Regions from separate parts of the Homo sapiens genome. Here regions 2 and 3 are each linked to region 1. A link is a contact called in ENCODE Hi-C data. All regions are on one chromosome and are shown on one strand. Each heading gives the region's core, a stretch centred on a gene start or an enhancer-like site at or near the end of the contact. The rest is flanking DNA. Distances are from core to core; before and after follow the strand shown. Region 1 has its middle 11 kb from the start of HELB. Region 2 has its middle 17 kb from the start of LYZ. Region 3 holds the start of RAB3IP (RAB3A interacting protein).

Evidence for each region. A loop is a pair of places that touch in the nucleus more often than their neighbours do. Pooled maps may share reads with other maps.
Region 2: a pooled map shows a loop between it and region 1 (6-fold over the local background). The contact joins two enhancer-like sites. A Hi-C loop is called at or near these places in 1 of 50 pooled maps.
Region 3: a pooled map shows a loop between it and region 1 (3-fold over the local background). The contact joins the promoter of RAB3IP here to the enhancer-like site in region 1. A Hi-C loop is called at or near these places in 1 of 50 pooled maps.

What each region holds. Positions count from the first base shown.
Region 1 is chr12:66,289,665-66,292,364 of GRCh38, forward strand. No RefSeq gene overlaps it. Among named protein-coding and RNA genes, the nearest start is that of HELB, 11 kb to the right of the region's middle. Within about 2 kb of position 1,272, at least 2 of the 41 ENCODE cell types and tissues checked have a DNase peak (open chromatin) inside an H3K27ac peak, as active enhancers do.
Region 2 is chr12:69,329,853-69,332,552 of GRCh38, forward strand. No RefSeq gene overlaps it. Among named protein-coding and RNA genes, the nearest start is that of LYZ, 17 kb to the right of the region's middle. RefSeq lists enhancers at 1,318-1,477, 2,318-2,700. Within about 2 kb of position 1,304, at least 18 of the 41 ENCODE cell types and tissues checked have a DNase peak (open chromatin) inside an H3K27ac peak, as active enhancers do.
Region 3 is chr12:69,737,494-69,740,193 of GRCh38, forward strand. It overlaps RAB3IP (RAB3A interacting protein), which reads left to right and starts at 1,367. Exons shown (of 11, transcript NM_022456.5): 1 at 1,367-1,538. It overlaps LOC101928002 (a long non-coding RNA gene), which reads right to left and starts at 1,057. Exons shown (of 4, transcript NR_110072.2): 1 at 785-1,057. RefSeq lists a silencer at 1,115-1,944.

The sequences.
Region 1 (2,700 bases), core at 22-2,521:
TGGGAGGGTGACCTGGCAAGCCAGTAACTCCCGTTGGGTAATACAGTATGTATGCATATATGTATGTATGTATGTATGTATGTATGTATGTATGTATGTATGTATGTATTTTAAGGTTTCTGTGCAGTTGAGCTACTGAAATGGTATCGACAGATAGATTTGGAATGGCTTAAGCTGTTTACATGACAGAGCACCTGCAAAATATCCCCAGGGATGGCCCTGAATGTGACATGGGGATCGCCTGGGGTGGAGTGCCGTGGTGTGATCTCAGCTCACCGCAACCTCCGCCTCCTGGGTTTAAGCAATTCTCCTGCCTCAGCTTCCTGAGTAGCTGGGATTACAGGCACCTGCCACCATCCATGCCTGCCTGATGTTTGTATGTTTTGCATTTTTAGTAGAGATGGGGTTTTACCATGTTGGCAAGTCTGGTCTTGAACTCTTGACCTCAAGTGATCCACCCACCTCTGCCTCCCAAAGTGCTGGGATTACAGGCGTAAGCCAGCATGCCTGGCCCTCATAGAGATATTTCAGAAAACCAGGAAAAACACAATTCGGGGAGTAGTGCTTAAATCAGAAATGCTTAAATCTTGTGCTTACTGCTGTACTTCAACAATGATATCATTTAGCAAAGAGATCATAGGTGGAGTTTTTGAAGAGTTGGACAAAAGTAGTTTCTCTCAAAATAAAAACTTATGGCCAAATATTATGGGAAAGATGTCAGCCAACAATAATCTCTCCAAAACAGAGCCACCCAGGAAAGAGGTAAAGAACATTTATTTATCCTGTATGTAGCATATATCAGTCTGTTCTCACGCCGTGAATAAAGACTGATTTAAAGACCTGAGACCAGGTAATTTAAAAGGAAAGAGGTTTAATGGACTCACAGTTCCACATTGCTAGGGAGGCCTCACAATCATGGCAGAAGACAAAGGAAGAGCAAAGGATGTCTTACATGGTGGTAGGCAAGAGAGCTTGTGTAGGAGAACTCCCCTTTTTAAAACCATCAGATCTCACGAGACTTATTCACTATCACGAGAACAGCACAGAAAAGACCCACTCCCATGATTCAGTTGCCTCCCACCAGGTTCCTCCCAAGACATGTGGGAATTACAGGTGCTGCAATTCAAGATGAGATTTGGGTGGGGACACCGCCAAGCCATATCAATGTGCTATTTATCTTAGACCCCTGTGTACAGAGTTCTTACAGGCTCATCCAGCAGCAGTGTAAAAAACAAGTAACCTTGCAATTCAAGTTATTTGTCACTTAGAGATGACAAGAGGTTGTGGTAACTTTGCAACTGTTGTGGTTTTACCCTAAGGTCCCAGAGAAGTGTGTATCTGTTTTACAAATCTCAAACAAAAGAGAGGCAACAAATCAAGGAGATTGATACTATGCTGCAGTGTATGCCTCCTCACAGCCCCAGGTTGGTTCCTGGGTGCATGCAGAGATATTTAGAACACAGAGCTGTGCCTGAACATGTAGCAGCAAAGAGCACGGTCACTGGAGCCTGACTTCTTAGGTTCAAGTCATGGTTCAGCCACTCCCAACTTTAAGCAAGTTATCTAACCTCTCAGCAGAAGTTTCCTCATAAGTAAGATAGATGCTTTAATGTTAACTATTTCATGAGGCTTTTGTGAAGAGTAAATGAGTTAATTGAAGGAGAGGACTTTGTGATGTGTGGAAAGCACAATGTAAACACTCAGTATTAGCCATTATAATTGTTGTTGTTTATAATTAAGGGAGGAAGTTAAATATATAAAATTGTTCTGTTTTCTGAGTGTGAAAGCATTGTCTTTGTACTCTCCAAATTCTGGGGTTTTTTTGTTTGTTTGTTTTCAGAAAAAAAACAAAAACAAAAACAGAGTCTTGCTCTGTCACGTAGGCTGGAGTGCAGTGGCACCATCTCCGCTAACTGCAACGTCAGCCTCCCAGATTCAAACAATTCTCCTGCCTCAGCCTCCCGAGCAGCTGGGATTATAGGTGCCTGCCACCACGCCCGGCTAATTTTTTGTATTTTTAGTAGAGAATGGGTTTCACCATGTTGGCCAGGCTGGTCTCAGACTCCTAACCTCAGGTGATCCACCCGCCTTGGCCTCCCAAAGTGCTGGGATTACAGCATGAGCCACCACTCACAGCCTATGTTTTCTTACATCAAAAATAAAATCTCAGAGATTTTGCATTCTTTAATGAATTCTGCATTGTGTAACACGAGTTATTACTGCATTATGGCTTTGTTTTTTAAAGGAGAATTTTCCAACTCTTTTGAAACTCCCCTGCATCTGCTGTCCATATCTTCATCACATTATCTTTCCACATTCTCCTTCCTGTCTCCCTTTCAGTCATTCTTTCCCTTTTTGCTCATCATTATTCCAACCTAGTTCTTCATATCTCACTTTTCTCCAATGCAGGATGATTTTCTCCCTTCTTGGCCAGAAGTGGATGTTGTATATGAAATCTTGTCACAAATGGAGGAAATTTCCAGCCATTTAAAATAAATCAGGAAAACAGACCTGCTGATCTGAATGTAGTTTATCTTTTGCAACAAGAGTGACTCTGTGGAATGCTCAAATATATTTCTATTCCAGAAAGTCAGTCTTCATCTATTGATGATTATAGATTGCATAAGCATAGCACTTTTCACATGTTCCCTGATTTGCATTCCTTCTATTCAATAATTCATTCCATAGCCCATACAACAC
Region 2 (2,700 bases), core at 54-2,553, 3.0 Mb after region 1:
ACTGATTAGGTTCCAATCCTCTAGGGTTAACACCTGTTGAAAGAGGGGCTGTGCCTGTGAGCTGGCAATCTGGGCACCGTCAGATAATTTGTTTAGCCAATCTCTGTATAAGTTGAAGTTGTTTAAGATGAGTTTCTCTAATTTTAGTAGAAAAATTGATGCAATTGGGTGGCTTGGTCTAGCAGTGATGTTACAACCTGAAGAGCTGCTTGATCATTGCCATAAGCCAATGGGCCAGGCAGAGAGCTGTGGGCTCGAATGTGTGTAATAAAAACAGGATGTGTACGTTGGTGTAGCAATTGCTGAAGTCGGAGAAAAAGAGCACACAGAGTGGTCTCCAGAGCTAACTTCATGCTGTAAAAGTTCTTTAATAAATAAACAGAGTAACCTCAGCTCTCTGAGTGCTAGTAAACTCTGAGTGATGGAATTGTGTGGTCTCTACTAGACTGCCGCTTTTCCATGTTTACCAGACCCATCAGTAAACAGTGTTAAAGCATTAGGTATGGGGAAGTGCAATACCGCTTCGAATTACCTTTTACTTAAAGGAATCCTGATGATATCAGGGTTATAACTTAGCAATTGACTGCATTAATCATTAAGATGGCAAGTTGAAATAAGTAACATGAAATTTAAAAAGAAAATCTGAAAGCATCTCTAGAAGCAGAAACTTAAATAATATACTTTAACCATGTGCTTAAAGCCACAGGCAGAACAGCTTAAATCTTGCAATTGAGTTTTCAAGCTGATCAAGTTTATGGACTTTAATCTGGCCAACAGTCTTGAAAACAGTGACCCAGTAGTTGGGAAACTGAATTCAGGACTCTTTTAGCAAGTAGAAATCAAAAGACTATCTAATCAGTGGGTTACGACAGTCATTCATGCATATGCTTTCACTACACTTACATACAACTTTTCTTCTAATTTAACAAATATGATTTAGTTAGGTTTAAAGTTCTCCTTTAAAGGGTAATGTGTGGTTTTACATGCCTAGCTTTTAACTACTCTTTAACTAATTCATCGGCCTTCTGTAATCTCTCTCCCTTCAGAGGTTACTGTTTTACCTAAATTGGATTTGGAGAGCTACGTCAGGGGTAGGAGAGAGAGAGCAACAGTGGCCATTATCAGAAAAGAGGTTTTTCAAATTCTTACATTTTACTTAAATTTTAGCAGAGAATTATAATCTGGGATGTCGCTTGTAAACAAGGAGCACTTGCCTTGGGTCACCTGCAGAGCTAGAGAGCTGAGCCGGCGGGTCCCTGGGCGGTAGCTGTTTTACTCTTGTAAAAGCGCTGCCTTTTGCCTGTGCTGGCTCTGTTTCTGTGAACTTCCGGGCTGCCGAGCCTTTCTTTTTATTTACTGCTTGCTCGGCTGCACGGCTTTCGGCTCCTAATGCCTTTTTTCTTATCTTTTTATAAACATACACCTGATTGCCTTGCCGATTCTGCATTACTGGGCAGAGTAAGAGCTCTGCTTCTAATGCTGCCCGCTTAAGACAGGGACTGATAGCTGTAGCATATCCTAGGTCTTTTTTCCTATCTATTGGAGGAGGAGGCTCAGGTATAAACCCCCGTTTCCTCTGTTATTTCGGCCCGGTGATATTAGGGTGGAGGGAAGAGGAGGTGATAAGGCAGGTGACATTTTCTCCTCCTTGCTCTTTTTAGGCTCTTCTGCGTGTAACAGAGCTAAGGCTGCTCTAATTAAAGCCTATAACGTTAAAGCTGTTACTGGGACCTGTTGCCTTTGCACATGTTAAGATTTCTCCCCATTTGTTCCCAGAGTTCTACGTCTAGCGTTCCTTCTTCCGGGAACCACGGGCTTGGGATCACAAGAGTTTGCATTGCAACAGTTTGTCTAGCATGGATGATTAGGTCCCTTAATTGAGCCTGTGAAACTGAGGCTCCGCTAGCCTTAAGTAACTGTTTTAATACTTTCATATAATGTTTCTGCTGTGCTAATAACTGTGGTCCCATGATGAAAACTCAGCTTGACCCAACTTCCCCCAGAACTTGGTAACTTTGAGTGGGCACCAATGACTTGCTGATTACTCACTGACTTGACCGCGCGGTTCCTTTCTTCACCTTTGTTTTCCGGGGGGTCCGTCGCTTTTCCTTCACGCTTCCTTCGCAGCTTTCCTCATGAGGGCAGTCCTCACTCTTCCTAGGCAGCTTGCCTCAGGAGGGGCTCCAACTGCGGGGAGTCTGTTTCTGCAGACCCCTGACTGGCCTCACACGGCTTTCCTCACAGGGCTTTCCTCACACGGGTTTCCTCACACAGGCCACCAGCTGAGGTATTGCTCCTCACACGTGAAGGCATTAGCCGCGGGGTCTGCCCTCAGACCCTGACCCAAACGACAGATGAATAAAACGTACACTGACACACAGATATTCTGTTTTGCCAGTCCAGCTGAGTGTCCAGCCGCCTGCACACCTAGAGAGGTTTGTCACTGTGGACGGCCCTGAGCAGCTCGAACTCCAGGCATTTATTTAGTATACAATTAACAACAGAAGCTTTGAGTAAACTTGAGTAAACACACTTTGAGTAAACTTGAGTAAACACACTTGTGGATAATTAACATGGTTAAGAGAGTAGTTCTAGGAATGATTAAAACTCAGGTACCACGGTCTCAGGTAAATACTATCAGGCCTCTCAGCCCAAGCTAAGCCAGATGGCCTGAAGCAACTGAAGATCCACAAAAGAAGT
Region 3 (2,700 bases), core at 117-2,616, 3.4 Mb after region 1:
GTATATTTAATTTATTCATTTCACGTAGCTACTATTGACATACTTGTCTCCCTATATATGTTTGAGTCCGTGGATGGTGGGGACTTTGTAATGGTTTCTCTGTCCCTATGTCTAACAGGAGGCACACAGATGGAGTGCAATAAAATGTCTGATGAATAAATGACCAGCTATGAGGTGTAAGGGAGAATAGGAATCCATTAATGAGAAAGGTCATTTCTAGTGGCAATGAATATCAGATAAGATAGATTTAAGAATTATTTAGAAATTAGGATGAATAAGACTTGGTGATATATTGGCGATGGGGTATAAAATAAGAAACACTGGCTTTCTAGGTTTCTGGATTACAGATGCATGATAATAGTTATAATGGTATAATAACAATAGCTAATATTTATTAGGCACTCTGTGTCATGAAGTACGCAAAGTGTTTACATGAATTAAGCCATTTAAACTCTTAATGACTCAGTGAGGCAGGTTCTGTATACTCATTCACTGATGAGAAAATTGGGGCTAGAGAGATTCATTTGCCTAAGGTCACTCAGCTAGCAGGTGGCAGGCTCAAGCCCAGTAATTCTGACTCCAACAACCATACATATAGTCTACTTTTCTTTACTGCCTCTAATAGATGAGATTAATACCCAGAATGATGGTCCTATTCAATAAGTGTATCACACAAATGCACGTTTCTCTTTTGCTAAACATAGAGACACATACTATGACTACCTCTATTATTATTATTTTTTTTTGATTTTTGGGATCTTGGCTCTTTCTGTATTTTTCCTACCTGGAAGACCTAAAGTGGGGTAGAAGTTTGATAAAACAGTTGGCACAAAAGATGAGAGAAGACAGGTACAGACATGACATTCTCGAACGCTCTGGCAGTTGCTGGAATGATGGGATCTGGGTTCTACAGGATTCCTCCCCTCCCATCTCCCGCCACACACACACACGTCGTAAGGTGTATATGGCCGCGGAGTCTCAGGTTGGTTCTAGGAGTCCTCAACCCACGGCAAAGGTGCCTCTTCTCCCTCCTGGAGAGCCCAACATGCTTGAAGTTAACCTGAGGCCGCCTCTCGGGCCCGGCGAAACAGAGCGCGGGCCCGACGAAACAGAGCGCGGGCCCGACGAAACAGAGCGCAGCTCCGGCTCGCGCTGGTTCCCAGGGAAACCGCCCGCGGAGGAACCTCGGGCCAGGGCCGTGACACCTGCGACGAGCCCCGCCTGGCGCCAGGGGGCGCGGAAGCGCGTCCGCCCCCAGGCCCCATGCCGGGCTCGCCCCGCCCCTGCCGGCCACACCCCCCTACCCCGCCCTCCCTCCGTGAGGACCGGCCGCTCCCGGCTCCCGGCCCCCGGCCCCGCTTCCGGCGCAGGCGCAGTCCCGCGTTCCCTCGGCGGCTGCCGGCGTAGTGAGCCCGCCGCCGTGGAGTGTAGCGGAAAGGGCTCGCCGTCCTCCTCCGTTTCTCGCTGCTTCGGGACGCGCTCTCTGCGGCTCTGTGAGCGCCCCTGAGCGCCGGCAGCGGCCGCGGTGGGTTCTTCAGGTGAGTGCGGCCGCGGGAGGGAGAGGCCCGGAGCGTAGAGCACCGCCCCCCTCGGCGCCCGCGCGCCCGCCTCTGGCGAGTCGGCCAGGAGGGGCGGCCGCGGCAGGTGCAGGTGCTGGCGCCGTGCAGGGCGCGGCACGCGGGGGTTCGGGGGGATGCCCAGGCCCGGTGAGCTCGCTCTCCGCCTGGGCACTTGGGCTCCGGGCCCTTGGGGGCGGCGTGTGGGGGGGACTTTGGCGACCCGGGTCAGCCGGCCGCCCCCTGGGCTGCTGGTGGGCGTCGGGCGGCGGCTCCTCCCCCGGGCACGGGCGCGTTACACATTAACTGCGCGGTCCCGCGCGCCCGGGGCAGGGAGCCCGAGTCCAGCGGGTTACCTGGCGGCGGGCGGGCGCGGCCGGGAGCGGAGGGCCGCGGTCGCGAAGAGGATGAAGAGAGAGTTCCCGAACAAGTCGGAAGCAGCTCACAACACCGGACGCCGCGCGGCAGGGCTGTGGACCTGGGGTGGTTTCGTGTCCCAGTCTTAGGAAACTACGCGCGAGGCACCGTGCTGAGGCGTAGAGGTCACCCTCGGGAGGTTTCGGTGAAACCTGGTGGGAAATTCCGGGCAGGCGCCCGGAGTCGCGCCCAAGTAGGCAGCTCCGTGCCGCCAGACTTGTGTTCGGGGGAGTTGAGACGAACTGCACGGGTGGGATTGCATGGCTCTGCCCTCCCAGCGTTGACAACTCGCCCCGACCGCCCAGGAAGCGCGAGCTTACTGGCTCCAGAAGTGATGATGCTGGGTGGAAGTCGCAGCATGTGAAGAGTTGCCGGTTGTTATGGGATTAAAAAAGATGAAAGGGTAAGGTCTTGAAAGACACGAGCGCTGAGTTAGTTAGTACTGATTACTGAGAGGCAATTTAGTTTCATGGAAATGTTGCCTGTTCGGAGGCTACCTGTTATACACTCTCCTGTTTCACCCCAACTCCTTCCGTTCAGTGTCGGGTTAAAAGCCTTGTAATCTCTTGCAGTGGAATGATTGCATAATTGGAGGAGGGGCCCATAAGAGGATTACAACAAAACTGTTCCATTGTAAATCAGTTGAAAGACCCAGTTCTTGTTCATTATCCTTTTTCTCATTTTGTTGTTCATGAAGGTTTTTTTTTCTTCCAGTGCTGAATGACAA